Linked DNA regions of Mus musculus: all the other regions are linked to region 4. The links are chromatin loops, found by intact Hi-C in ENCODE. Cell type or tissue: heart. All regions are shown on one strand. Each heading gives the region's core, and the rest is flanking DNA. Links, peaks and the distances in the headings are about the cores only.

Evidence for each region. Hi-C counts contacts between places; a loop is a spot of excess contacts. Peaks named below come from ENCODE experiments on the same cell type or tissue, not always from the same donor. Only the 100,000 strongest peaks of a DNase experiment are listed, where the experiment ranks them.
Region 1: it touches region 4 in a loop (2.8-fold over the local background); 3 of 42 quality-filtered maps call a loop at or near these places.
Region 2: it touches region 4 in a loop (2.3-fold over the local background); 2 of 42 quality-filtered maps call a loop at or near these places.
Region 3: it touches region 4 in a loop (2.6-fold over the local background); 2 of 42 quality-filtered maps call a loop at or near these places.

The regions. Positions count from the first base shown.
Region 1 is chr9:22,707,391-22,711,390 of GRCm38, forward strand. The region is part of intron 19 of Bbs9 (Bardet-Biedl syndrome 9 (human)); the gene reads left to right. Among named protein-coding and RNA genes, the nearest start is that of Gm39309, 96 kb to the right of the region's middle. In heart, for the core only: CTCF peaks have their summits at 1,741 and 2,802; a DNase peak (open chromatin) is centred at 1,751; H3K27ac peaks cover 396 bases.
Region 2 is chr9:23,246,068-23,254,610 of GRCm38, forward strand. Bmper (BMP-binding endothelial regulator) reads left to right here. Exons shown (of 15, transcript NM_028472.2): 3 at 8,305-8,404. Among named protein-coding and RNA genes, the nearest start is that of Bmper, 27 kb to the left of the region's middle. In heart, for the core only: a CTCF peak has its summit at 4,168 (motif pointing left); a DNase peak (open chromatin) is centred at 4,174.
Region 3 is chr9:23,295,975-23,304,517 of GRCm38, forward strand. Bmper (BMP-binding endothelial regulator) reads left to right here. Exons shown (of 15, transcript NM_028472.2): 5 at 1,232-1,322; 6 at 4,966-5,048. Among named protein-coding and RNA genes, the nearest start is that of Bmper, 77 kb to the left of the region's middle. In heart, for the core only: no CTCF peak of the experiment used is centred there; a DNase peak (open chromatin) is centred at 4,617.
Region 4 is chr9:23,389,826-23,398,368 of GRCm38, forward strand. The region is part of intron 11 of Bmper (BMP-binding endothelial regulator); the gene reads left to right. Among named protein-coding and RNA genes, the nearest start is that of Bmper, 170 kb to the left of the region's middle. In heart, for the core only: a CTCF peak has its summit at 5,052 (motif pointing left); DNase peaks (open chromatin) are centred at 5,226 and 6,566; H3K27ac peaks cover 1,068 bases.

The DNA.
Region 1 (4,000 bases), core at 1-4,000, 690 kb before region 4:
GGGCTCAGTCTGAACGCATCTTGTAGCCACCTTTCTGGTTGACTTAATGATAGATTAGGGCGGAAGGCCAAGAGGGCGTTGGTCACGAGCTCCTCTTCCTCAGGCTAGAGAATAAACTTGGGAAACAAGCTAACAAATTCCTAAAAGGCTTGGTCTTGCCCAGTCTTTTAAAAAAGAGCAACCAACAGAAAAGCACCAACCAGAGGGCAGAACCAGTCTTTCATGTTATTATGTGCCCATTTAGTGAGCCAATAATGCCCCGAGCCTGAAGCAGTTAACAGGCATACCCTGCAGGGTTACTTTTATTTTCTGCCTCCTGTAGCACTCAACAAAATCCCATTATGCAACCGAGTAGCATCACACGTTAAAACGTTCATTTGTTCTGCATTCCATTAAGATTGCACATTTTCCCGAGCATTGGTCCTCCCGGCTTGCTCAAACCTATAATTTGAGCTCACACCATGGTGAAGTCTTAAGTGACCTTTCCCCTAGCTACCTTAATTATTCCCCACCATGTGGGCTGTTTTAGGGGACTGTGACAATGGGTTAACTATGTGCTAGTTAATGAAAATGCCTGCCACTTAGAAAGAAAAATGTGGGCTTGGAGCTTTAATTAAATTATACATCAATAGTGAGATAAAATAATACATTTTTGAGAAAAATGGATTTTAGAAATGTCTCTTTTCCTTTGAAGTCACTAATAATTAAATAAGTTGACGGAAATGGGAGGTTGTTCAAAAGCATCATGTTGTTTCTTTATAAATGTAATAATTTTTTTTAGTTAAATTCGTGTCACCTTATTGTGTAAATATGCTTAGAGTTTGTGATAAATAATGAATACAGGATGCCATTAAACCAGGTTTTAATGGTGATAGTATGATATAAGTTCCTCCCCTTATTTGATTATAAATGTTTATTTTTTTTGCAAAATTATGTCAAGTAAATAATAAACAGCTTTAGGGAATGGAGTCTTACAAACTAGGTTATGTCCCTTAGATGTAGTGGACATTTTGTTTAGCCTGCCTTTACTCAATAACTAGTCTAATCCAGTAACAGTCAAGTTCAGTAGGAATATTACTGATAATTACAGATTTTATGCTCAGTACCAGAGTGTCAGACACACAAAACTTCTCTGATTACCTTTGACTAGTGTAGACTGGTTAATTTATTTCCCAATGCTACATCGAAGAAAATGAGTGTAAGGGCAGGTGGAAGACATAAACAGACACTAAAAATAGTAGATATTTTGAATATGAAGAGGTCTTGGAAATTAGTTAATTCACTTAAAGGAGGAATAGAGAGATGCCTCGAATATATAATGACCTCTTCCAACCTCTCATAGATGAGATGGGATAAGAGCCAGGGTCACAGTGCAGCTTGGTGTGGTTGACAGATTCCAGGGTTCCATGAACCTGGGTTTCTGTGTCTGCACTGTCCATCTTTGTGGCTGTGGGCAGGTTGTTGAAGCTCTGAGGCCCCATCTCTTCCTCTGTAAGCTAGGGTGCCTTTCCCACGCAGGCGCTGATGATTTCCTGTGACCACCGATCCCTAAGCGCTTAGCAAGTAGGGCTGTCCTCTTTGGCAGGGTAGTGACTTTCCCCTAGACACAGAGCTGCTTTGTAAAAGTCATTCACGGAAACAAACAAACAAAACAAAACAAAACAAAACCGGCAAGGCCCTAACACTGAGCTCCTTTGGCCCTGGGTTTTTTGGCCTTGCTGTTGGCCAGGCACCTGACACTTGGGGGTGCTAGCGTGCAGTTGGTGTTTGCCAGCTTGGGTGAGGCCTCGCCTGGGATCTATGCTGAAGCCGCTCAGCGCTTTGTACCTTTGTCCTAAGGCAGAGCAGTCTCCTCACTGTGCTCTGAGGTGCAGCTGGGACAGCCACAGAGTTCTCTCTCTCTCTCTGTAGATGAAATGTTCCACGGAAAGTTTCCTGGTGAAGCCTCTTTTTGAGAGATTTATGCAGATTATAAAGTCAAAAGACGGGGTCATTCCAGACTTTTCTTTCCAGGCCATGAGGCCAAAACAAAATTTAAGCAGGTATTAGTTAAAAATCGAGAAGTATTTTCTCCACCGGGATACTTGCCAAATCTGTGTTGGCAACGTCCAAGGCGGCTGAGGTGAAGTTTTCCTCTGTGTGGAGAGAGTCCAGCCCGGAGCACAGCCCGGGGCTGGTCTGTTGCACAGGTAGTGTGGAGGGTTCTCCACGGTTTTGTGGAATTTGGGGCCGCGTAGATTACTTTTCACCAAGCAAGCTTCATACTGGTTATTGACTGCAGGTGTTTTGGGGTGTTTGGGGGTGTATTGAGCGAGCGATTGAGACCTGAGTGCTGGTCACTGGATAAAGCAGGTATTAGTCACTTGGCTACTTCCCAGTAAACTGCAAAATGACCTGCTTTAATGCAGTTCAGATTAAAACACAACAAGAAGCAGGTGACCTTGACACTTCCTAAGAGTCAGGTTAGGTGTGTCCAGGGATTTACTGCACTGTTGTGGTAACTGAAGGTAGATTTGTTCAGCTTGCTTAGAAGTGCTGAGAAAAATAAATCTATCGCTAAGTGCATTGTACAAAAGAGGAACTGCTAATGTTTAACGATGCCCCCTCTACCTTACCATAATCAATGTGCACAGCCATTCTTTAACACGTGAACAAATGTTTGGTGTGTGCTTGTAAACTCCAACCCTTTTATTACTGTTAACTGACCCTGGAAATATGTAACTGTCTATGAGACCATTTTCCTCAGCTGTAGCAGGATCTAGGCATACTTAGTGATCGTGGAGAACATCAGGGAATGTTCCAGCAGAGTGCAGCAAAAGCCAGTGGTTGCAAAACAAGCTCGTGCCTTTCCTTAGACTGAAGTGTAAGAACACATGGGAATTTCACATTTAAGAAAAATCGATGGAAACCTCAGAGACCTGGAGCGGGCTCCTTGTGTACAGCTGCTGTCAGGATACTCCCTGCCTGTCCCCTGCCTGTCCCCTGCCTGTCCGAGACTCAAGATGCTCTCTGCTTGCCAGCAGCATAGGAAGAAGGAACGTGGCAATGGTGCCATACAGTGTGGAAGCATCAGCATGGCGTATTTTGACATGGACAGAGAATTCTATATCAGAAAATACAGATAACGAGAAAGACATAGCAATTACCCAAATCTTACCACTAAAGCTATATAATTTCAATTTAGTATATAGACATCCAGATTTGTGAATGTGTGCTATTACATATAAAATCTAAGAGTACAGATTCTTTTAAATGAGACCATTTAGTTTATTGTGCTTGGAGTATTTTTCTCATGCGCATGAGTCATATATGAGCTCATGGTGCTCTGTACATATGAGTCATATAAGTCATCTATGAGTGCATGGTGCTCTGTACATATAAGTCATGTATGAGTGCATGGTGCTCTGTACATATAAGTCATGTATGAGTGCATGGTGCTCTGTACATATAAGTCATATAAGTCATGTATGAGTGCATGGTGCTCTGTACATATAAGTCATGTATGAGTGCATGGTGCTCTGTACATATGAGTCATGTATGAACTGATGGTGCTGCAGGTTTAGGAGCTGCTATGCTTTAGGCTGTGCTGCTTTTGGGAAGACGTATGACATACTGCATCACCTCGCCGTGCCGTGCAGGAGATTCATCTCACCCTGTGGTGAGATCTCATCTACAGACCGCTGTAGACTGAAACATGCCACCGAATCAGGCTTCGCCATTGCAGAGCAGCTGACTTTTTCTTGCATTAGTAATTTACTAAGAGAAGCTTTCCTTTCTGTTTTCTGCCAACTTGTTTTTTTAGAGAGAAAGCAAGATATGATAATAGTGTGTGATTTCACAGTGGTGATACTTTATGCTTGGAACTGTAAAATATATTGGTTAAGTAAGAAAATAGGGATTTTATTTTACTCCAACTCATACTTTAAAAAGAATAATTGTTAAAATATGCTACATACATCTTGTGAAATTCTCAAAGAATTAAAAATGTTATATAATATTA
Region 2 (8,543 bases), core at 2,241-6,240, 140 kb before region 4:
TGTTCTCAGAGTCCCTTGAATAGGGAAAACTAAGTGCTAGACCTGAACCCTTAAACCAGACTAGGACCTCCAATAACTCCTCCAACAAACTAGAGCCTGTTAAAAAAATTGAAATGTTAGGGAACTCGAATGTAAAAGGAGCCTCCATCTTAATCCCCTGTTGCTTCTGCTGGCACGTGTCATATTTTCAAGGTACAGTATTGGGAGAACACTGTCACTCCATGATGTATGAGGGCCATATATCATCAGCACACCGTCTTTGTAAAGGATGCGGGTAGTAAAAGACATGATTCTGGCCAGACAGAACAGCAGGGTCCTTACTCCTTTCTTTAACCCCCCTGCCTTTTTCTTTAATCTCCTTCTGTTTTGTGTTGCAGAGAAGTGAATTTCTTCATGGGATATGACTTGTTGCAAAATAATCGTTGGCCCCAGTGGGCTTCATAAAGTCTTTTAAATGGTCGGGTTTCAAGGGCAGCTTTGTCCCGAGTTTGTACTGCGAGCTGGGCCGGAGGAGGCCGTGTTTGCCAGGGCCCAGGTCTCTGGGGTAAACTCACTGAGCCTAGACAGGGAAGAAAGAACAACACTCCCAGATGTAGTACAATGGGCTGCACGATGTTCTTACAAGACATTTTAACACAAAGTCTCCAGAATTATGGCTCTGGGATGCTGCAAGGCTCATGGGAAGATACGCCCGTACATACACATTGAGGAAGAAATGAAAGGACTTGAGAGAGTTGAGTCCAGCTTCTGATCCATCTTGCAAATGATCTCGACTGGTTACTTAGAAGCTGGGGCTCGTTTTTAAGTCAGAGATATAATCTGTCTTTCCTAAAACGCAGTATTTTTTTTTTTTAACTTGTGTGTTCAAAATGAAACCATAAAACACCAAGGTTTATAATGGTCTGAAAGTTGGGAATGCTTGATGAAGGAAAATATTTAAATTCTTAGCTGCTGAGAAAGATGGCTCCTTTGAGCCTTTCGACAAAGCTATGAACTGTAGTGGTTAAGTCACACTTCCCTAGCAGAGAGCCCGGTGTGAGTCTCTGCCCTGGCTATCTGGGAACGAGAGTCCCGACAGACTAGCTGTGCAAACTTGGTCCTGAGTTTTCTTCCTCAAAAAGCAGAAGGAGCACCAATGCCTTCCCAAGGCTCGTTGTGTGAGCGAAGGGTCCAAACAGCACTACAGGTGTTCAGTCCAGTCAGGACTCTCAGGGTTTTAGAAATGTGGGTGCCTGTGATGAGGTCAGCATCTTCTGGACAGCCCATGCCACTCACTATTTGACTAGAGACAGGCCGGGACACTTTGAGACCTTGACCACTGAAGGAATTTGCAAAAGTGGTGAAGGTTAAGGGTGGAGAAAAACTTGGAAATGCTACTTCCTGAAACAAGCTGGAGGCTCAAACTGCAGGAGCCACAGCCCTTCCCCTCCCTATTTTCTGACTGAGTTCAGCTCAGCTCAGGAACAGGGAAGTTTTGGAAACCACATCACTCTTCTGAGGACCTTTCACTCCTACCTTTCTCACACTAGGAATGGTTTTGTTAGTCTCTTTTCCTGCCAAATTCCATTGAACTACTGCATGACCCAATGTCTTGTATTTGTGTGCCCTTAGGCTTTGTGGCAGGTAGACTACCTTTTACTTTTTTCTTCTGGCTCTTTCTTTATAAGAATTATGAAGAGGTCAGTTGTGTTATTAAGAATGAAGAACGAGCAGGGGAAAATGTAATTTAAAAAAATAAACTATGAAACAAATTTAGTATTGCCATTGACAACTAGTGGGGTATCTCAGCACACCCTTGGAAATTATTATGATTTTCTCATTTCAAAAGATCTCCTGGGCTGGTGAGGTGGCTCAGTGGGTAAGAGCACCTGACTGCTCTTCCAAAGGTCCGGAGTTCAAATCCCAGCAACCACATGGTGGCTCACAACCATCCGTAACGAGATCTGACTCCCTCTTCTGGAGTGTCTGAAGACAGCTACAGTGTACTTACATATAATCAATAAATAAATCTAAGAAAAAAAAAAAAGAAAGAAAGAAAGAAAGAAAGAAAGAAAGAATCTCCTGATCACAGAGGAATCATTACTTCTGACAGTTCAAACTGCCAACTTCCTTTGTGTCTTTAGGCCCCACATAAACCTTTCTTTCTTCAACATTTGCTTATATCTCTGCATTCAAGAACGTCTAAGGCCTGACATGTACTGTGAGGTCTCCTCTCTTTCCAAGTCCTGGGCAAGCCCTTCCGTGGTTGTCTTACACTAGCACAGGCTAAAGATATTACTCCTATGGCCCAGGTGGTTAGTTTTCCTGGAAAATTCCCAGAGTAGCTCTACTACACGTTAATCTATTTCTAAAATCTCAAGGTTGTGTTGGAGCTAACCTAATTCTAATACGACATACCTATAAATTTTAATGCTGTGTCTTAGCAACTAACCTTCTTGCCTGGACCTTAATCCAGGCCTGGGAATCACACTGAGTTCCCAACTAAACTGCTTGCCAGTTCTTTGAGGGGCCTGAGACACTTTTGTTCACTATGGACTGTTTCTTCCTCTGAAAAACTTAAGGAACCTATGAGGATTAATGAAATAATGTCTGCAGAGTTCTTCAGAAGAAATGTGCTATGTAAACACCAAGTATTATTCTTCTGTTTATGAGGAGTAGTATAATATCGCCTCTGAGAAACTGGGACTTCTGTTTAAAAGTACCATAACATCCCCTTTGGCTCTTTGGGGGCTTGAGTTGGGTTAGAATGGGGTACTTCAAGGAGAAGTTGAGCCATTTAACTTCATGCATGGGGAGACTAGAAATTCTAATGAGAATATAGTCGTTGATGTTGGATCGGTTTTTCGTGGTCTCCTTCCTCAGAAAACCTGGCAAAAACCATCCATATTCCTAAGAATGAATTCCTGTCTGAGCAGTTTTGAGACTGCATATGTGAAACACCACCACGTGTGCTTTAGATAAGGCCTTTAGGAATCGTCTGCAGGGTCAGAGTGTCCCATGATCCTCACCCATTTCCACGGCTTCTAATCTGCAGGGAATTCTTTCCAATATCCTTTTTGCAGATAAGATGCTTGAAGCTCGAATTTATCCCTGTTCCACAGAATGGAGTGGAGTGAGCCATGAGAGAACTGCTTCATCTCTCACAGTTGCCAGGGTTATGGACAAGTGCTTTTCTCTAGCAGCTGAAAATAGAGGGCCTGGAGGCATTGGAGATAGATGCATGTCTTCACCCTGGATGTTTGCATCTGGATGGGGGAGGCATTGGAGATAGATGCATGTCTTCACCCTGGATGTTTGCATCTGGATGGGGGAGGCATTGGGGATGGATGTGTGTCTGCTCTTCTGGATGTTTGCATTCGGATGGGGATGTTTGAAGGCTTTTCTATAAGTCCCTTCCCCAAGTTAGATTATCGTGATGAAATGGCAGAGGGATGTGAGCATACGTCTAGGAGGGAGTCCTAACCTAGGACAGAGCCACTCTGAGCTGTTTATCCTCTCCAACAGTACTCATTGACCCATGTGCTCTATTGACATCATTTGGTGGTGGTGGCGGGTCGGGGACCACAACTCCACCGTCTTCCTAGTCTTCTGAAAAAGGATCTGGCTGTTTGAATTAGCATCTTTGTGCAGGGCCAGTGGTGTGTCTTTGGGGAAGATCTTGCTTTCACAGGGACCAGAACAGAAGGAAACTGAGGGTTCTTCCAGGAGAGACTTGTGCAGTGTGATATCTCTAGTATGGCACATCAGCCATATTGTAGGACATTTGTGATACTGTTTCGTGGTTTAATCATACTGTCTGCCAGCAATAGTCTTGCTTCCACCTCTGCCACTATATTGGCTGCTGAGTTCCTATCTTCAGTTTATTGTTATTATTTTTTTTAACATAGATAAAACATGGGATAATAGTTTCTACAGTCTATAATAGGATTGGTTCTTGAAAAGTGTTTTGGAAAAAAAATATCTTCAGGACACTTGTGGAAATATTCAAGAGCATCTCCACGGAATTTCTCCTTTCCATGTGTGGAAGCAACTAGAATCATTTCATGTTGGTGCTTAGTTGTCTTCAGTACTCATGATCCCACTCTCTCCAGACAGGAGACAGTTCTGTAGGCAGGAGGCAGGCTCAAGGCTGCAACTCCTAAGGCCGGGGAGCTCCGTGCTGCCATCTGGCGGCAAGTGTCAGACTCAGCAAGCTGGCTGCTGTCATCCTGTCTGTACTTGGCTTCTGCTGGAGCTGTGGTTTGGCTGGCGTCCTTATGGAGTTTTCTTGCCAGACATGTAATTTTTTTTTAAACTCTCTATACCACCCCCTTACTTTTTGCATGTTAACAAGTTGTTGAGGGTGCATTTCAAGGCTATGATTTTTTTTGGGGGGGGGAAGCATTTGTTGATATTAAGGTGTCTGTGGTCCATCTTTCTGAAAGGAGACACTGGTTCAGACTTACCTCCCCAGCTGGCTGATCCTAGAGATGGTAAGCACAGAGACATGGTGACCGAGAAAGCAAAGAACCATGAAGTGATCGCAAACACGATGGCTAGGTTATTATGTTTTCACCTTCTCCTTGTGTGAATATGGCCTTTTGGCCATTGTTTCTGTTTGCTTAGAATGCATGATTCTGCAAACCCACCTAGAATTTGTGGAAAACTTAGGGTATCAGTCTGCCTTTTCAGAGGTGTGATAGGCCTGGCCCTGTTGATATCTGATCATAGTCATATTTCTTGTCTCCTCAAAGCAGACAGTGTCTGTAACAGTCCCATGACTCTGAGGCTGGTCCTTGGAGTGATTCTGCTGGAAACGGGACTCGTCTCACATGTGGAAATATACTAGGAGGACCCAAGCGGGATATTGTTTTCTCTCACTCTGTATCCTGAATGCCCACAATGTACCCAAGTACTGAAGTGTAGGTAGCATTTGCATGGCAGAGATCAGTGTTCCAGACCTCTCTCACTTGTGTTTGTTGCTCCGTGGGGACATGTCCCAGCCTTACTTCTTTATCTGTAGAATCAGGCTAAGATGAAGTTCTGTGTGATCTTCCTTAGCTCAGAGTCTAAATATCATCAGAGGAAGTGAGCAGTATGTGTGAATCACTATCAGAAAGTGTTTGCTGAGTTAAAACCCGAACCGAATGAGTCGCACGCTTAGCCTCAGCTGTGATCTGTGCTGTGAGGATGACAGACTCCTGAACACGGGGCTTTGTGTATAACACTCCTTGCCAGAGCCACTGTCTCCAGGATATGGGGTTTTGTGACTTGTCCAAGCCCAGGAAGCCAGGCAAGTGGTGTTAATTACCTGTGTCTGAATTTCCCATGTAGCTGTTAGGCTCAATTAAGGGGATGAGGAAGCAGGGTCCCCACGGTGATCTTGCAGCTCTATTATTTCTTTCCTCAAGGGCCTGGGATTCTAAGCCCATCCTCACATCCACACCAACCAGATTCCAAACAGACTCCAAAAATGATGGGATCTGGCAGTTCCAACATGACCCCAATAGGATGTAAAAAATCCTAAGGGTAAACAGAAAGGAAATTGTATCCCCTAAATATATACCCAAAGCTTAGGTATACATGCCTGTCTGTCTGTCTGTCCACACATATTTAAAACTTCAGATGTGACTGTACAAACCATTTGCCTGGAATGCCGTGCATGGTGGACAACAGCTAAAATGCTCTTTATTGTGAATCTTGGGATCCTGTTGTGGGTTTTGACTCTGTTCTGGCTTTCTAATTCAGCCAGCAGTTCTAAAGAACATGCGCACCTTCCCACTCACCCGCTCTCACATTGCTTCTCCCCATCACTCTGACTGTCCTGAAAGTTTGAACTCTGAGGACTCCTCCTTTTAGAGAGGACACTGTCTTAGGGGGACCCTTCTCCAAGTTTGCTGCACTCATAAATGCACTTGAGACTGAATCTCTGCTTGCGATATTCATATCAGTCCCAGTCTTCCCGGGGTGAGGGAGTCTGCGCTAAAATAGGAGTTGTAGAATCCACGCGTGGCAAATGGAGTCACAGCTAGTAATTTTAAGCAGTGCACACGTACATAGGCATACACGTGCACCCGTTAGGTGCTCTTGTTGCCTTCAGTGGGAATATGGCCAATAATACCTAAAATTTTAAAAATGTATCACTAACCATCATCGTTGGGACGAGAAGACCTGGAGAATTGGAGGGCTTGGAGCCAGGCCACCTGGTCTGCTGTCTCCATAGGCTCTAGACAGCTCCGTCATCTGCCTCATCTTCACTGGACACAAGGACACTCTTACAGCTGTGCTTTATCGACTTAGCCTTTTTACATCATTCAGATCAGCGCTGCAGTGGGTGGGAGGCACAGGCAGCTTTCCTTAAGAGCTCCTCAGCAGTGGTAGGGCTGCTCTAACGAACAGATGAGAAGGGAGACTACTGTACCACAGGATCTGAATGAATGAGTGAGGTTAGCTCTGTGGGTATAACAACCCAGGACAGACAATGGGAAAATCGGGGGGGGGGGGAGGGGAATGAGGGAGGGAAAGAGAAAGGGAGAGAGGGATGGAAACAGGGAGGGAGAGAGAGAACGGACAATTCTTTGCCCATGTCAATCACACCCTCTTATCCCTCACTGTCAACCGATAAATGCAAATAAGACAAAACAATGACAAAGCAGAACAACAGCAACAGCAGCCCTGCTGGACGAGGTCCAGGTGTCTGTGGCGATTGCTCTTTCTCCGTACATCCGTCAGACTTGAGACGATCTCGGGGATATTAACTCAGGCCATGGCAGGCCTCAGGTGACCTAGCAAAGCAACAACAGGGCAGGGAAGTGGCAAGGCTTCTGTAGAAGGAGAGCTGTTGAAAGGCAGACCCTGTCCTCTCTGCCCCCTCTCACCCACCATAGGACTGCCATGGTGATTGGCACGGGGTAGGGTTCTGTGACTCCTTGGAAGGCCCAGTCACCTGAAGGAAGATGATAATCCAGGCTGATTTCAGAATTAGATGCTGTGAGTGTCTTGTAAACTGTAGCGCATAAAAGAAATTTGGGGTGCAACACAAAAGGGGTGCATTTTCTCTTACAACTGCCAGGGTAGGTGAGCGTAGGTCGGGCACTCAGACTCTAATGTGCACACGTGTGCACCCTCCCAGCCTTCCTTCATTCCTCATACACCCCATAGCCTCATCTCCGAGGTCCTAGACCAGGGGTGATGAGGCCTTCCTTCCACCCTTGAGCTGTACTCTTCAAGGACACTGAGAACACTAGACTCTTCTTAAGGTCACTTCTGTGCATTGTCCTATTCTCTTCTGAGGAGACCTTTAGGCTTGTCCCAAGCTGAGCAGAGCTGGTGTTGTGGATACCTAACTTGCCACTTGCCGGGAAGCGAAAGCCATAAGTAGCCACAGCCTTAGCTCAGACCTAGGCCATGGCTGGTGCACATTTGGCACTTGTAAAAGATTCTCCCTGGGGCCCCGGGAGCCATTTCAGACCAGAAGGAAGGCCAGCTACCCTCTCTGAGTTGTGGTTTGTTTTCCTTATCTATAAAATTGATCTCATGGGATTTAAATCTCGATGGAAGCCACCTCACGGGGCCTATCATGAGCCTTTGTTACTTTGGTCAGGTTGTGTGATCAGGAGAACACCTCCCCGCTCTCTATAGAGCTAGGCATGCCATCATGTTCAGATCTCATCTAAGACATTTTAACAGCTAACCTTTCGGGATAAACCAAAGATGCAAATGCTTACCACACTTTCATTAGCATAAGTGCTAATGTAATGCAGCTGTCCCACAGCTATAAAACACTGAGGGCTGTGTCTGTACTTGGCATGTGGAATATTATTTTTTCTCTTACTGAACTGATTCAATGCTCAACTTTGTCGTTATTTGAGTTGGAACTTTAGATCGGTGCATTTTAATGCACTCCACTATTAAGGCTTGCTGGACAGCCGTGAGAAAATATTTTTGTTCTCACGATGCAATCTTGGCCCAGGTAGCCAATGGGCAAAATATGATTTCCACAAATATTATCATTTCTGGAGTGTGTACTGAAAGGAAACCTTAGGATGGGACTGGAGCAAGTTCCTTCCTCAGCATGGGGTTATCTGGGCAAGGCTGGCATCTGAAGACAGAGCGTACCCACTCCCCTCATCTCTAAAAGTACGATACTTTCCTAAAGTCCCGTATTCCTGGGGGATAGTTCTATTCCAGGGGAAAAAAAATTCCATCAGCTATCTCAGAGTTTTCTTGCCAAGTTGAAGGCAAGATAGGAAGAGGAAACTGCAGCTGCTGCTTTGGATTCCGAGTGAAGTTGATCCCGAATGTCCCTTGTCTCTTTTTGTCTAGAACAAAGAGGTGACTTGTAAGAGGGAGAAGTGCCCTGTGCTGTCACGGGACTGTGCGCTGGCCATCAAGCAGAGAGGCGCCTGCTGTGAACGATGCAAAGGTGAGTTGATCCCGGCCACCTTCTCCGGTGGCTGCTGCTTCCCGCACCTTCATTTCTTTTTCCTTCCGGCCCAGCTCTTGGCTGGCACGCAGGTGGGTGTCAGGAGGAAAACGAACGCGCGTGCACAGAGGACTGGCGC
Region 3 (8,543 bases), core at 2,774-6,773, 94 kb before region 4:
TTGGGTGGCCGATACTGAAGGAGAATTGAGCTTACCTCACCGCCTTGCTTCAGCTGTAGAAGTAGAGAGTACAGTTTCAAATATTTATTGCTGGTATTTGAGCATCCCTTGCCCCAAATGTGATAAATGCTGTAATAAATTCTAGTAGTGGCATCCTCAAGCCAGGCATGATATGAAAACATTTAGAGTAAAATGTCCCCTGTGTATGTGTGGCAGACACATGGAAGAAAATAGCTTTGTTATGAGATCATATCTATGTTCAGCCTGGGCTACTCTCCATACAGACCCAAATCAAACTCCCGAGAATATGAATTCTTTTAGAAAAAGTGGGTGGGAATTATAGAGGAAACTCAACAAAGACTGATCTTGAAATTTAATTTCACAAAATGCTTTGCTTGAAACTTGTCATGGTGATGCCCCCTGTGACCCCAGCACTCAGGAGGTGGAGGCAGGAGGGCCAGAAGTTCAAGGTCATCCACTGTCAGTTCAAGACAAGCTTGGACTACCCGAGATCCCGTTTCAAAAAAACAAAACGAAAAACAAAAAACAAACAAACAAGTGGTCAACCCCCCAAATCTTCCATTGTCATTTAGTTACTGAGATCAGTTTGGTATTGACTCTCCTGATTTCATCATTTGAACCTATGCCAATCTGTTTTGACACACTCAAATATGAACTTAGGAATAATTTTCTCTAATCTCTTCATTTACTGATGGAGGAGACTGAGTCCCAGGTTCTACTTGCGTCCAAGTGGCACTTGTAAGGCTGTAGAACTGGTGACTGTTTCCCTAGAAGGTTGGAAGAATTTTTCACAAGTGTCGGCGTTCTGATCCTCCTCTGTGCTTGTAGTTAATGGCTAAGAGTTGTCGTAACCATGTTAGAAAATACAGCCATTAAGGACAACTTAAAACAGGTACGAACACCCATCTGGGACTGTGAGATGCTCACAGTCAGCAAGGAGATCCTTCGAAACAAATTTAAAGGAAAAAAAGCCACAGGACCAAAGCCAGCTGCATGACGGGATAAATAACAGGTGGACAGGACGTGTAAATCGAGGTCCAAAGCATCCCCTCGGATGAGTTGGATCTTTTTTCATTTGCATCTTCATTTCCAGGTCCAACAGCCAACCTTGCACTTTGGGGATTTGGACTTGTCCCATTTCCTATTTCCCTGGAGAAGTAACTCAAGTGATAATTCTGGGCTGACTTACTTGTGACATTCTGTTTTCCAGGAGGGTGTGGTGACAGAGTCTGAGGTGCGCTGTGTTGTTCATTGTAAAAATCCCGCAGAGCATCAAGGAGCCTGCTGCCCTACCTGCCCAGGTAATGACCAAGAAAGGGAAGCTGATTAGCTTCCTGGTGCAGCACAGTGCTGTTGTTGTTGCTGTGTTCTATCAGGAATACATCATTTCTCTCTCCTATCCAGACTGAACTTTACATCCGTACACTGTAATGAGCTTGGAGAGGGAGCTCCTTTGAGTAGCAATAGCTGTTGGGCTCTTGTGTGCCTAGCACTTAAAGGAACTATATGCTGTAGGTCTTGGCTTGTGGAATCCCCAAGCTCAGAGGCCTGCTTTCCTCTCTAAGCCACAGGTAATGCTTATTTTGGAAGGAAGGACTATGGCTTTCCTTGTGATCAGCATTTTTTTTTTTTAAACTTCTTCTTACTGCAATACCTCCTCAGCCAGAGTGTGTCGCGATGATGAGGTGACCAGATGTTTTTTTAAAGTGGAGAGCTGTGTCCCACATGACTTTAGTTTGGAGTTTTGTTGGTTTCAGTTTTCAGCGTGGTTTAACAAGCTGGGCCTGCTGTCCTTCTCCTGAGTGGATGGCAGAGGAAGCCTTTTCTAGTGGTGGGAAGGCTCCTGTGTCTTCTTTCTCTCTCTCTGGAGAGCCTGAGGATTTTGAGGTGAGAGATGTTTTTCCTGATCCTTTAAGCCTGCGGCTGATAGTCTTAGACAGGTGTTTTGTGTTTTCTTTGAGCCTTTTCCTCACTGGAGATGTTACTCACGACTACCATTCTCTACTTTGTGAGGTAGCATGCAAAGGACCGGCTACTCTTTGAACCTTCCCATGAGGTAGCAGAAGCCCCTTGGGGGATGTTCCGCAGAGATCGTCCTTCTTCTACACATCAGTTCCATTGAAACCCACAGACAGTTTCCCCTGTGTCTGGTTTTCTTTGAGTTCTGAGAGGCCTTAGCTTCAGCTTTCTTTTATTCCAAAGTTCCTATAAAGCTGCCATTTCCTCAGTCTACACCTGTGGGGGAAACAACACTGGTTAGAAGTGAACCAATTCCATAAGCTAACTGCTTCGAATTGATCAGCAGTTTGTTTGAATACTTTTCTTTCTCAGAGTGCTAGATGATTTGAACTGTGCTAGCATGTCCTTTGACACCTATAGGAGCTTTATTAAATCAAATTGTCAGCTCTTCAGACTGGACCTGGAAAACTAAATGTTAATGCCTAGGCTGCACCTGTTTGTTTTTTTTTGTTTTTTTATCTTCAAGGCAGTGGCAGGGATAGGCTAGTGGTTAGGCCCAAATAATTTCTATATGTAGTCAAGTTCGAGATTGCTAATAGGATAGATATTTTTTACTATGTAGATTTAAACCTTATAATTACTTTAAAAATATTATTTAGTTCTTTTTAGTAGCTAGCAATGAAGAATTAATTCCGGGCCCCCCTCAGTCACAGGAGCCCTCAAGGAGCTATGTAATGTGAGGGTAATATGAAGGGAGCTTTAAAACTCAACACCTTTCACTGCATCTCACACCCTGTCACTCTGGAGACAGTTCTGTGTTCTGCTGCCTTTAAAACATAGGCATGTGGTCCGTGGGGCTTGCTTCTGTCACTGGCTTTTCTAGTTCAGTTCCCAGGAAGGAGAGAACTGCACTCCATCCTTGTACACATTGCAGGGTTAAGTCTTTACAACCATCCAAGGGTACACAAAGTGTCTGCAGAACTACAGAAATCTGGCCCCACGACTGTGTCTTACCAAGGCCCATAGTGACCAAGCAACACAGATGGAGCTGGGATCAGATTTCTTCTCATTCTTAGCCATCAGATCACACTGCCTACCCCATCAGTTCCAGGAGAAGTGTTCTATTTAGGTTCTGGAAGGCAAATATTTAAATACGAGCATGCCAGTGCCACACACTAGCAATAACTGAGCAGGCTGTGAGCCCCCGGGGATGAGATTGCTCTCAGCTCTACTCCTTCCCCTGAATTCCAACAGCCATGTTGGGATGCAAATTTAGAAGGTGCCCTCTCCAGTATGTCTCATCTTTTGTTTTGGAGTGAAGCCTCAGCTGGTTCTAGATAGGGATAGTCAGGGAAAGCCTTAGGGTATTTACCCTGGTAACTCAGAAGGACTGGCATCTGCCATTGATCACACTGGCATTCTGCATAATGACAAACATGTGAGCAGTTTCCTCCTGAAATGAATTTCAGGGCATTCTTGGTTGTCTGCTCCTTCACTGTAGTCTCTGCGTATTGCTCAAGGATGGTGGGCGTGATGGAAGTCGAGTTTTCATTTTAAATTCTGTTGTTTAAGTTGTCAAATATAGATTGTTGTGGCAAGCCATATGACAGTCAGAGGTGTAAACATGGGGAAAGATTGAAGACACTTTGTTGGAAGTGCTCTTTGGGGAATAGACTATTAAGCATCTGTCATTATGAACAATGCTGAGACACAGCAACTGGGAAGGCCATGCTACCAAGATTTTCAACATCGTCTGAACAGCAAGGAGACAGCTGATTGCTAGCTACGGCTATAGCTATAAAAAGTTTTTGTGCCTGGGTCATCATTTGAATTTCTTTAGTTGGCTATCATATTTTGGATTCAGGGCTTTATCATCATGTATTTCTGTTGAGCAAAGAGTGACAGTTACCTAAGATTTATAGGACCAGGAGCCAATCAGGGAAGACCAGGAACCTTCTTCTTCCTTAGGAGCTGGTTGCTTTAAGCATCTGGTGGTTTCTTCTGGAATTGTCTTGAACTCCTCTGTCCTTCACACAAGTCTACCCATATTTCTAATGTTGTCTACTGTGTAGGGTGTGACCTCAGTATCCTGCCTTTCTGAGGACAGTCTTGAGGGAAGTGGTTTTGCCATTCACTGACACAGTTGCTTGCCAGCCTGTGTCTCGGGTCATTTAGAGTGTTTCCCTGAGTACTTTTTGAATAGGAAACACTTCCTGGAAATGAGAGCTTTTATGAGATAAACTTGTCAGGCACTAGAGCCCATTAACACACACACACACACACACACACACACACACACACACACACACACACAGTGGAACAGAAAGCCGTAGGGCACATCCTGTCTTATCCCTGACCATTTTTGCCTTTGAACATGACCCTATATATAGGCATCAGGTGTGTCAGAATTGAATTCATGTTCCAATTCAGAGGCACCTGCTATGATTTTAATTATCTGTGGGACAAGGGACGGAGCTTCTTTTCTGCAGTATTGGAAGGTGATGTGGGAACCGAGGGCATGCTGGGCCAGGAACAGGCTGTGTTATTCCTGGTACTCAAGTGGCCGCCCACAGAGGCATCTGTTCTTTCTCATCTCAACCTTCTCTCCCTTGGCCTTGCTATGGTCTCTTTTGACCTCTTCTGACCTCTCTGGAGTTGGTCCCCCTGGCTGTGGTCAGCGCCATCCCGCTGCGGTTCCAAATCTCACTGCGTGATTCACCATCGCACATCTGTGGTCCATGGGCTGACTCAAGTTCCACAGTCATTTGTTTTCTATCATCTTCAGGGTTTCTGGACCTGTGCCAACATGCCAATCACCTGGACTGTATCATTTTTCCCTATTTAATTCTGCATGATATTGTAATCAAAGAGGATTTATACTGGGGAGAGGTAGAGAGTACAGGTAGAAGATGGTAATCAGAGGGTAGAATGACCTTGCCAAACTGAACGAATTCTGTTGTTCTAATTCCAAGCTCTGTTTTCCAGGCTGTGTGTTTGAAGGTGTGCAATACCGGGAAGGAGAAGAATTTCAGCCAGAAGGAAACAAATGTATTACATGCTCCTGCGTTGTAAGTACTGCCAGGGCGTTGCTAGGGGATCCTTAGGTTTAGCTGCTTCTAGCATCTACTGAGAGGAACCTCATCTTTCCACTCTCCCTCATTAGGCTCTTAAGATGCAGAGCCAAAGGAAAACCCACTCTATGTAAGGCAAGCTTCGCTGCTTTGTTGATGTTGACTCCTGGGCTGGGGTCCTGTGCTATGTAATGTATTGGTTTGCAGGCATTCCTTCCAGTGTTCAGTAGCACCCTGGTCTTGACTTATAGGTTTCCAACTGTATAACTATCATTGTCTGCAGAACTTCCCCCGTGCCCTCTAGAGAAAAACTGGCTTTTCATTAAGACCCACTGTCCCCTCAAGTGGAGGAGCTGATCTTCCACCCCCATTTGGGGGAAGACTCTTGGTCTTCTGTTTCATGGAGCAGAGGTACTTCGTGTTGGGATAGCTTTCAATTCTGTGCAGCCCAGGGAGAGCGGAAGATGCAAACAATTAGTCTCAATGTGCCCTGTGGGATGGGGTGAGGTCTGGACACCTATGATTGTATGGCCTTGGCAGGTGGAAATTGCCTATAAATACCACATTCAGGCAGAGTAGAGATTAATGAGACTCCCAGAGACCCATCTTTCCACCATGCTTAGAAGTGAGAAAAGAGTTAGACCTTCTCTATGATTTTACAGGGCGTTTTAAAATGAATGTATTTTAAATCCGAAGTAAAACCAGTGGTGATTGAGGTGATGGGGAGAGAGGGGTTCAGCAGTTAGTGGAGCTATGTTCTCTAGAGTAGGAGTTGATATAGTACACACTAAGAAATAAAGAACACACACTTCTCAGGTCACTTGTGATGATGCAGATACATCTTAGGATATTAAGGAGAAGTTCACGAGGGACTCCAGCATCCTATGCTTTCCAAGCAGGGGCACGTGAAGCTCTGGGACTCACGGCTTTTCCTGAGTCTTTTTCTACTAGGTTCCTTCCTGCGGAAAACACTCACTCAGCTTCAGGTCCAGATGACAGTAAACATGACCAGGCTCTGTCATATGATGGTACTTGTATGAAGGGGGAAGAAAGGAAGAGAAGGAGGAGCCAGAGAAGAAGAGGGATACATATGCATATATCCAGATATAAAAAACAACGCAGGATATATACAGTATACTGCAGACACACTTCCTAATCAGAACAAGCATAAGCATCTATATTTCCACAAAGCTTCTACTTCCATCTTACTATTAGTAGTTAGTTTTGTCTTACTTTTTTATGTTAGTGATTTCTACTTTTTGTTTAAAATTAGCCATTTATAGTTTCCTTTCTTCCATGTTAGAATATATAATATTTTTTTTTCAATGACAATCTTTTGGAAGTAGTTTGAGAAAAAAAAAAGCAGATTTCAATAGGAAATTGTAAATGTATGCATCAAGAAATTGTCTGCTAAAGGTGTGCCAAAGTCAGGCAGCCAGCCCTCTATGGAGAAGAAACTTGGCAGGTGCTAAGAAGGAGGACAGATCCCTGTCATTTCACCAGTGATGTCAGAAGTTTCCAGAACTGGGGCTGGAAATGAAGTTATGTGTGTAGGGGTTACAGACTGAGACATGTGGATTTTTGTGTGCTTTTAAATTCAGTATGTGCGGAGTGAAGCACACTTGAGGCCAAGTTCAGGCCCCTGGAAGTCCTGCTTTCATTTCCAGTGGAGAAAAGTAAAAATCTAAAGATGTTTGTCCAAGCTTTCTTGCTCAGATGCTTCTCCCCAGACCTGTCGTCTGTGTCCCTTCTTGATGTTAGTCCAGTCTCCTGTGCACCCACAGTCCTTGGTAACTACTGGCTTTGGTTATGTTCCTCATTGCCGGTCTTTAGACCATTAGAATAAATGGGAAAGAGGATGGACTCACCCTTGAGGACAGCATGTGTGGTGGACTAGGATATGGGATATGCTCATGGCAGATTTTCTTTTTCATGAATACAAAAGTTTAAGGTATGAACTTTAGTTCTGGTAGTTCATTATTAAAATGGCTTGGCCGTAAAATACTCTCCCCCTTTGCTATCTTTTGATGTAGTTTACTTTAAAAAAAAAAAAAAAAAAGACGAAGTGATCTCTGGGCAGCTAATGGACCTATCTTGAGTGTGGAGGCCATGGGGATGTTTGCTGGTAGTGTAATGTTCCAAACTCGTGATCTGACTCTGTGGCTTACCACGCTTATCCAGCGGCTGGTTTGGGGGTTTAGATGTGTCAGACATACAAAGGTGCGAGGTGACCTCTTCCTGAGTGAGAGTGTGGAAATGAACGGTTTTAACCAGCACCAGTGAGACACTGAGCACTTGACTGAGACGTTCTAGGGGAAAGGTGCATGAGAGAGGAGGTGGAAGTTGGGGATGGTGAGGGTTCATGGAGGGGCATTCAAAGTCTTAGTCTGTGGGCTTCCCCTACAGAGAAGGAGCGTACATTTTAACAAAAAGTGCTAGTGCTGCATAAAGAGCCATGCAAGCACACACATAGTGCCATCTTTCTCTCGGGATCTCTTAGAGATTTGTTCAGATCTCCTATAAATGCGCAAATCAGATGTTTAAGTTCTTTATCTAAATTTGTGAAAGTGCATAGCAATCACATATAACACACATTTCCTTGAGATAATCATTAGATTACTTAGAAGACAAAACAATATAAATGATGTGTAAATTTTATTATGCCATAGTCTAATAATTTAAGTATTAAATTCTTTTATTTGGGGACTCATGACAAAACCATCTAATGTGGTCAGTATAGACAGTTTCCCAAACATCCTTGGATCTGCTGGTGGCTGGGTCCACAGTTGTGTCTTCCATGGATGTGGAGGGACAACTGTATTTATGTAAATACATATTTGTGTGCACATAGTCTATATTTATCAGTCTGCTTGTTTATATAGAGATACACACATGCATATACATATATACGCAAATGTATACAAGTATGACTATAAACACTAATATGCAAATACATTTAATATCTATGTTTGGATTTCCCTAGAAACAAATCCTGAAGCAAACAACTTAATTCAGGTCGTTTATGAGTTTATGTGGGAGATGGGGTAAGGAAGGATGATAAAAGTCCAGGTATGGGCACACTGTCAAGTTCTAGGACCTGGAGAGTGCCACATCCCCTGAATATGTGCTTAGCATTAGTCTTCACTGTGGTAGTGTTAGGAAGTGGGTACTCGACGAATCTGTTAGATGATGAGGGGTCTGCTCTTATGGGTGGATTTGTAAGTAGGCAGGAGGGAGAATTCTGATCTCTCTCTCTCTCTTTCTCTCTCTCTCTCTCTCTCTCTCTCTCTCTCTCTTTCTCTCTCTGTTTTTTCTCTCTCTCTGTTTTTTTCTCTATGCTCTGACTGATGGCTGCTCGCAGTGCTCCTTCTTTCCAGTAAAACATTGTCATTGCTGTGTGGCTTGCATGTGAAGCCCGGTCCCTCTCTTTACACTCTCCAATTTTATTTTTCTCCAAATCTGTGTAGCTGTGTTTTTGTGATGTGGTGACAG
Region 4 (8,543 bases), core at 2,675-6,674:
TATTAAGTCCATTTAGTGGAATAAAAGTATTGGATTCTCCCCTCTGGCCTATGACCTATAGAGTCACAGGTTTTTGCCTCCTTTAACAATGATGGCTCATGAAACAAGCTTTGTATCTAATAGAGAAAGTGATTGGTTACCTCCGCAATGGCTGTGCTGGTATTGTACCTGTGGGCATACCTTGTCAGGCTCGTTGCTATTGTAGTTTACAGAGTTCACAGATGGATGATTATACTTCTCAGTTGATAGTATGTGTGGTACTTTACAGCACCGTGAAAGTTAGTCACTGGGGATAAAATTCCAGCTGGGCTTCTCCATGTTCTGTGAGTGAAATAGTGGACCTTAGTATTTATCCTTCCCAGGGAGTAATTCTTGTAAGTATTGCACTTGAATAGAATTCACAGTTGCTACCTTTGGTTCCCTACATTATCTGAGTTAGGAGTTGGTTGCAGGGGCTCGTGGCTGTTTCCAAGCACTGTTGATTGACTGAATTCTGGCCTCCACATTCGCCCAGCTGTGCAGGTTTGGAGACTCAAGGCTGTTTCTCATATTTCTGGCATTTCTCTCCCCTGTTGCTAATCAGTCATCAACTCTAGTTGATTGCCTCTTTATGCTGTTTTCCTAATAAATAATTTCCTTTTTATTCCCACGGTGGTTGTACCCTCATCCTGTTGTTTTCTACTAACCCCCATCCCTGTCCCTTCAGTTCTTTATCTACACCACTTCAGAACCCAAATACATCCATCATGAAAACTAGACCACCTCCCTTCATAGCTGAGCTTCCCAAGGTTTGTGTTGTAAACCCCCTGGCATTGAGCAATAGTCCTGAGTAATACCTCCAATGCAGACTCTCTAACTTCATATGTTCAGTTCACACTGAGTGGGGAAGACCTAGACACGTTTCCTCGCTGCCAAACTCAGTGGGCACTGTACGCTTTCAGGAGGATGGGGAAGTACAGAGCATCCCCAACTGGTCTTGCAGAGCTTTTAACATTTTACTCATTGTGATGATCCAACAGGCAGGATTAATGTTTTGTAGGAAAGACATTAAGAAATGTTGATTCTTTGTAATATATTTAAACTTTCCAGACTGGCAATGAATTGCAGGCCAATTTATTTACACAGTATGAGTGTCTCATGTCCCCTGAAGCAAGTCCTTGCTCCAGACAGATCTGTCTCCCACTCTTGTGGTACAAGCTGCTTCCTTCCTTTGTTTGTCTTTTATTGGCATTCTTCCTGTAGCCTAGAAGTCTAACTCCACTCTGGAGTCCCTAATCTACATTTTCTGTCTTTTATGGAGGGACTCAATTCATTATACTCTCACCAGCTCTGTACTTCATATCCTCTTATAGTTTTGCTCACAATCAGAAAAGTGATGCTCACTATAATGTGAGCAGCTCTATTCTTTCAGTGAATTTGTACTGCAGTAGCTTTAGGTAAACAAACCTATGTTACATAAGGAGTTTGTGTCTGCTTTGTTAGCCACTAAGTGGCAAGGTAAGATGGGGTTTCAAATACAGAACTCTCCAAAGGTCCTTAGCATTCTAAGTCTAGACAATAAGTTAATTTAGAGATGTGATATTTATCTCCTCAGTCCAGATGCACAGCTCCACTATAAAAAGAACTATGTAAAGAGAGAAGATAATGTTAGGTCAACTTGTGAGTAGCAGGAGTAGTAAGTATTTCTACAACAAGCTTAGTCTTTAGTCAGCACTTGGGAGGCAGATCTCTGTAAGTTCAAGGCCACCCTCATCTATAGAGTGAGTTCCAGGGCAGCATGAGACCCTGTCTCAAAAGGAAACAAACAACAAAAACTTTTGAAGGTGCAGAACATTGTTTTGTTGTTGTTTGGTTACTTTTCTTCATCTGTTATTCATGGGGACAGTGAGTGACCTTAGTTATATAGCAGACTTTCCTAAGTATATGGCATGAAATAAACAATTACTTAGTGAAAAAGCAAAAAAGCAAGGGAAGAAGAAAGAAAGGAAGAAAGAAAGAAAGAGAGAAAGAGAGAAAGAAAGAAAGAAAGAAAGAAAGAGAGAAAGAGAAAGAAAGAAAGGAGGGAAGGAGGGAGGGAGGGAGGAGGGAGGGAGGGAGAGAGGAAGGAAGGAAGGAAGGAAGGAAGGAAGGAAGGAAGGAAGGAAGGGAAATATTGTGAGTTTTTTACATTCTGGAAAACAGAGATAAACTGCTGAAATTGACCTTCAATTTAGACCTTGAAGTTGGGGATATGAAATAGGAACACATTAAATAAGAGGACCATATGCTGGATTTTGTAACTGATTTTAAGTAGATATTTTTTTTTTCCAAGATAGACAGGGTTTCTCTGTATAGCCTTGGGTGTCCTGAAACTCACTCTGTAGATCAGGCTGGCCTTGAACTCAGAAATCTGCCCGCCTCTGCCTCCCAAGTGCTGGGATTAAAGGCACACACCACCACTGCCCGACTTAAATAGATATTCCTAATTGATTATCAGGCTTGAGCCACTGATCAGTCTTAAGAGCCTCTATATCCCAGTGTTGCAGGAAATAATAAAAAAGAACCTGCCAACTTCTGCAGGGTCAGACCGTGCTCCCCCGCTCCTGCTGACCGGCCAGACCACAAGAATTTATAAGATGCCAGTACAATAATTGAGCCAATTGATAATGATAAAAACTTTATCCCAATAATCTAACCTTCTAATACCACAACTACTTGTGTCTGGCAATGCCGTGTGGATTGACATCTGCAGCCATCTTCCTTCTCCTTCTCTCTGAGAAACTCCCTGTCTCTGCAACTCTTAGCTCCACCTCCCTTTTCCCTGTCCAATCACAGGCCTCCCAGTGCCCTATTGTAATTGGACAGGGAAAATCCTGCAACATCCCAGAGGCTGTTTTCCTAGGAAGAATGTAGACACATTTTTTTTCTCATTAAGAGTCTCGAAACCCCCCCCCCCAAAAAAAAGAGTCATCAGTAACATCTTTGAGATGCTGCAGTGTATATGCTCTAAGTAGAGACACAAGTGGGGGAAGGTTCTGGCCTTGGACAGAAGATTCTAGATTCTGTCTCTAGTGCTATTGGCTGAGAGACCATGGGCCAAGACACCTTCTACAAACGCACTACTAATAAATTAATGTAATAATACAAGTTGTATAGAGACATGGTAAGGAAGAAAAGAGACATAAAAATACAGAACGCCTCTGACATGACACTTGATATAAGCATCTTGGACTAGGTGCTTTGGCTGGTGCTAAGTTATTAGTTTCCAGTGGATGCTGTAGCAAAATTCCACAAAAATCATAGCTTAACATCACTAATTATCTTGCACATTCTAGAGTTCAAAGTCAGAAATAGGTTTCACTGGGCTAAAATCAAAGCACTAACAAGGCTGTGTTCTTCGTACAGTCTCAGGCAGAGAGCCATTTTTTTGCCTTTCGCAGATTCTAAGGTACCTGCATCATTTGGCCCTTGGCTTTTTCCTCCATCTTCAAAGTCTTGGCTGGTTCCATTCTTCTCATGCAAATGTAGGATGCCAAGTCCCTGCCTTCCTGGTCAATGAAGAGAATTGCAAATTGCATTTTCTTTTGTTATCCAATATCACATGCACTGGTTTTGGGCTTTGGGGGCTGGTGTTCTTTGAGGAAGCATGATTGGCCTGTCCCACTTGGTCAATGTAGGGATAGAATTAAGGTCTCTTATTCTATGTCCGTGATTCTGAGTCAGTTTTGTGGGGTACCTGTCCATTCAGCTGAAGAAATTGGTTTTGCAAAGGGAGAGGAGTTGCTGCCCACCCCTGAGCAACTAGACCAACACACTGGGATCCCTGGGTGATTTTTCTCAGCACCAACTATAATTCCCCCTTTCTGTTCTCCCTAATAGTGCATTTGTTCTTAATGTATTCATAAATAACTTGTTTAATGAATTAAACAAGCTTCCACTGGCTACCTGCCATGTGTTGTCACTAGTATTTATTTAAGTAAACTCAGTGTAGGCAAATTCTTGTAGCCAAATATATTGTTTAATTAATTAGCCCATTTTCAACAAATGTTTGTTGATACTTGATAAGTAGTATGCCTTACATTGCTGCAATACAAGTAATGCATATACAGGTGTGCATTTGGAGCACAGGTGTGCATTTGGAGGCTCAGTGTGGCAGTGGGCTTTCTGGTCACTGAGAGGTAAACATGAAATGCATATGTAAGGAGTTCAAGGCCTATGACTCAGGACTATGAATACATTATAACCATTAGGTGGGTAAAAAATGAATAAGCATTGTCAGGGAGATGGTCAGTTGATACCCTATAACCTTGAGAACCTAATTTGGATTTGCAGAGCATGAGTCAAAACCTGTCCTCGTGTCCAAGCACTGGGGACACGGAGATAGAATAAGGCTTGTGGCCAGCCAGTCAGCATACTCTGGGTTCAAATGGAGACTCTGTATGGTAAAGATCTGTTTTGCTCTTTAAATTTAGAAGAAAGAATTGACAGTGGCTGAGGTAGTCATGGGGGATGTTGCTGGGAGAGATGGAATTAAAGCCATAGAGCTAAAGACATTGTGTGTGTGTGTGTGTACTTGTATATGTATGTGTGTATTGTGTATGTATGTATGTATGTGTACATTTACATTTGTCTAAGGATATGAGTGTACACAGGTTCCTGTGTGCATGTACACAAGCATGCATGCACATGTGTGTGAACTGTGAGGTCTTTGGTAGGACAGGATGAGTCCAGGGGCAGGTGGGAAGCATTAGGCTATACTAGGTAGGTCTAGAATGGTAGCTGTGGCTTGGTATCTGAAATCAGTTTAGATTTGATCTTTGAAGTTAGGGAGAACGTTGGTGAGTATGTGAAGTGATGGAAATATGGGAAAACAAATTACCACAATACAAAATTCCTATGTAACTTTAAAAAAAAAATCTGGGCTTTTTCTTTCTAATGCAGACCAGTTGCTGTCTCTGATGGGTTACACACTGGCAGGAACAGAGAGACTACCTTGTTCTATGTGCCACCCCTTCAAGTAAAGTTAGAGGAAATGTGAATGCTTATAGGTATCCAGCTGCCACCTGGTGGAGCATCTGTTGCCTCCCCAAAGCCTCGCAGGCTAACAGCTGTCACCGACACCTTGTGCAAAGCCAGAGCTCCTGAATGTAGAAGACACTCAGGGCCTGCTTTTTAACCAGACTATCAGTGTCAGAAGCCACCTCAGTGAATAGCAGCTGGCTCATGTCTCAGGCAGTATTTCTAATCCCAGCCTTTCCTGCTTCTTACCTAAGACTTGGCATCAAACGACTCTCACCCTGCTAAGGTCCCAAAAGCGCAGCATGACTCAGTGACCCAGAGTCCCAAAGGACCTGTTTCCCTTAAGTTTGTGCTGAGAAAGGTTTAAAGCCATGTTTATGTGTGTCGTGCCCTGTGGTTAGGACGCCACTCCAGAAAGGTGTTGATCCATGTAGTGACTAGAGAGGCCTCCCTCTCTGGAGCAGTAATGGACTGAGACTGAAAATCCTCTTCTGGGTTTTCAAAGGAAAACATAACTTGAATGACTGTGGAAATCTTATGACATGTTAAGTGAAATATAAGAAGTAAAATTTCATGTTCAGGATTGTCTTAACTCTGTTAAAATAAACACACACACACACACACACACACTCACACACACACACACACACCATGAACTGTAGACCAGGCATATTTCTTGGAGGCAGAAATATGAAGGGACCTTTGCTTCTTTCTCTCACTTTTCCTGTTTTGTTTTGTTGTTTGGGGGAGCGGACTACACTCAAGTCCACACAGTTTCTCTCAGTTTTGTCTCTGTGGTTTGGGATTCTACGGTTCTTATTTTGTCTTTGACAGATGTTTTGAGAATGATCACTGCTCTCAAAGAAAAGACATTTCATTAAAATAGGTGTACCTGAGGCAAAATTTAAAAATCTGAGGCAGTTAAGAGACAAGCATTGGAACAGAGTGTTGAGAAGCAGTGACCTTAGTAAGTGTGTGATGGTAATGTGATGTGTGCAAATGGAGGAATCTTAGATTTTTAAAGCCAACATTCCTTTCTGAAAGTACACAAGAAATTAAAGTGCAAATAATATTATCATAAAAAAGAAATTACCACATGTAGTCCTATTGCCTAAGCAAAAAAACAAAAATCAAAAACCAAAAAAAAAAAAAAAAAATGAAAAAGGCCAACATTCTAATATTTGAAATTTTCAACTTCTGATCTCTAGACATATGCATTTATTTGCACTTATTGAAAAGAAAAACTGAGATCCAAAGACTTGACTTAAAGATTGGCACACAATGTGCCATGGAGGGAAACTGATGAATCCTTCTCTGTGTCTTCAAGGCTCATCCAAACACATCCATGTTGTTTCTACAGTTCCCTCTTCATCGCCCTAACCATCAGGTCAAGCTCTCCAGAATGGTGTGACCAGACATCTGGATATCTTGGATGGCTGTGCGTTTCACTGTCTCTCCTGAAAATAGCTGGGAGGTTCCACTGCTCACTTTGGTTCCCAGAGTATTATCTGGACGCCTTCTTTCCCAGGCAGGCAGGTTTCTGTCACGCTGACAGTCTTATTCTCGGCACTCTACAGCACACATGTTCTCCGGTTCCTTTGGGATCTGGCATGGGGACCTTTGGGTGCCAGAAACAGGGGCCAAAGTTTCACAATGACTTCAGCCCATGATGTTCATGTCCCCACGTGTAACACATAACTCTCAAGCCTTCTCATAGTCCTGAAATTTTGTTGGCTGCTTCTATATTGCAGTCACACAGAAAAAAATCATACCAACTTCCAAACTCTTCTCTCCCACAAATTAAAGACTTTTGAAAAATATCTCTCCTGACAGCCCTGTTCACACACAATTTCCACTTTCTGGGTCTCTTCTGGATAGCCTTCATTGCTTCTCATGCAGCCAAGAGCAAACTCAGGCTTCCTGAGGCCAGATTAGGGCAGTTCAGTTTCTGTTACGTCTTTCAGGATTTGCTTTGTCAAATAATTGGTTTTACCTATGAGTGCCCACACTTTATTATTAAAGGCAGAAGAAAACAGAAACAAAACAAAACTAGAAAAACATATGGAAGAAAAAAGGCTTATTTGTGGCTCCATCAAGAAGTTAAGATTGTTTGGGGTGTGTGTGTGTGTGTGTGTGTGTGTGTGTGTGTAAGATAGCTAAGATTATCCTAGAAATAAAGAACAAATCCAGGTTGCTGGATTTTCACTCACCATGACAAAAACATTTCCTTAATCATAAGTACCATACACAAACGTTTTCAATGATTAGATGAAAATCTCTGTTTAGGCATCTATTGGGATGTGCTTAACCGTTTGTTTGATGATTTTCTGATGGCTCATCCGTCATTAGTAGGCATGCAAAAGAAGGCTACCATAGGATGTGAGCTTTTGACAAATGTTAGCTATTAATGTTCTGATCAATGAAAACTTCATTGCAACTATGGTCAGGACTTCAAGAGAAGCCATAGTTGTTACTGGGGCAGATGTGGTGACAGATGTGGGAAGCCTGTTCACAGCTGAGAGAGCAGGCACATGAGTAGAATGTTGTCCCCTCTGGTAGTGTGATAATGTTTTGGATTTTCTAAGCTGAGGCCATTTCTTTCAGCCCATGAGATTTAGTTGGCTCTGTGCTAACTTGCTGAGTGGCACCAAGAATCTTAAAAACAAAGAAACAAACTTGAATTTAGTGCTCAGTGTAGGGTAGGCTCTGAACTCTCATTCTCCTGGGGTGCACACTGCCTTCACCTTGTTGATTAAAATGCAACATTTTCATGCTGGCAATCGATCCTATTATTCAGAGAGTGAGGAACAGTGTGAGGAGGCAGCTTTGGAATCCATCCCACATGGTGAGGACTGGAAAGATGCACTGCAGAGAAATCAAGTGGAGGAGATGAGATGGGGAGTTAGAATGGGGGACCCACCCAGTGTGTAACAGTGATAAAATTAGGGTCGCATTAAAATGGACAAAAGAAATATAAAAAGTAATTAGAAATGGATATTAAATTTAAATACACAGCCAAACCCACCCGCTCCTTCCATCCCCATAATAGGTATAGTGCCTTATAGATACTCTTGAACATAACTGTTCATCGAAATGATTCTATATTTCAAAAACTCTCATATTTGTCTCAGACAAAGTTGGACAAAAGCACAGATACAGCAAATGATTTAGTAAATTCCAAATATGTGTGGTTTGTATGGCTTACCATGAGCCTAGCAATGAATCATACCTCAGACCAACATTGTTCACGCACTGTGGGAGGAGAGTGAACTTGCCAGAGATCCCATCATTCTCTCCAGCCTGGCTGTCCTCTAGACTCACTTCTGACCTCACACAGTCTGGACCACCTCCGTCAGCCCTGAAGGTTCAAGAGACTCAGTTAGTTCTTTGCAAACCATGTCAACCTTACATCCTGGACTGGGACTTTTGCCTTTTTTCTTTATTGATTATTGTTGTGGTGCTGACTGGAATTTCTCTGCTTTTGCTTATGTTGTTTTTATTTTTGTTTGAGATGAGGTCTCACTGTGCAGCCAAGGGTGGCCTCT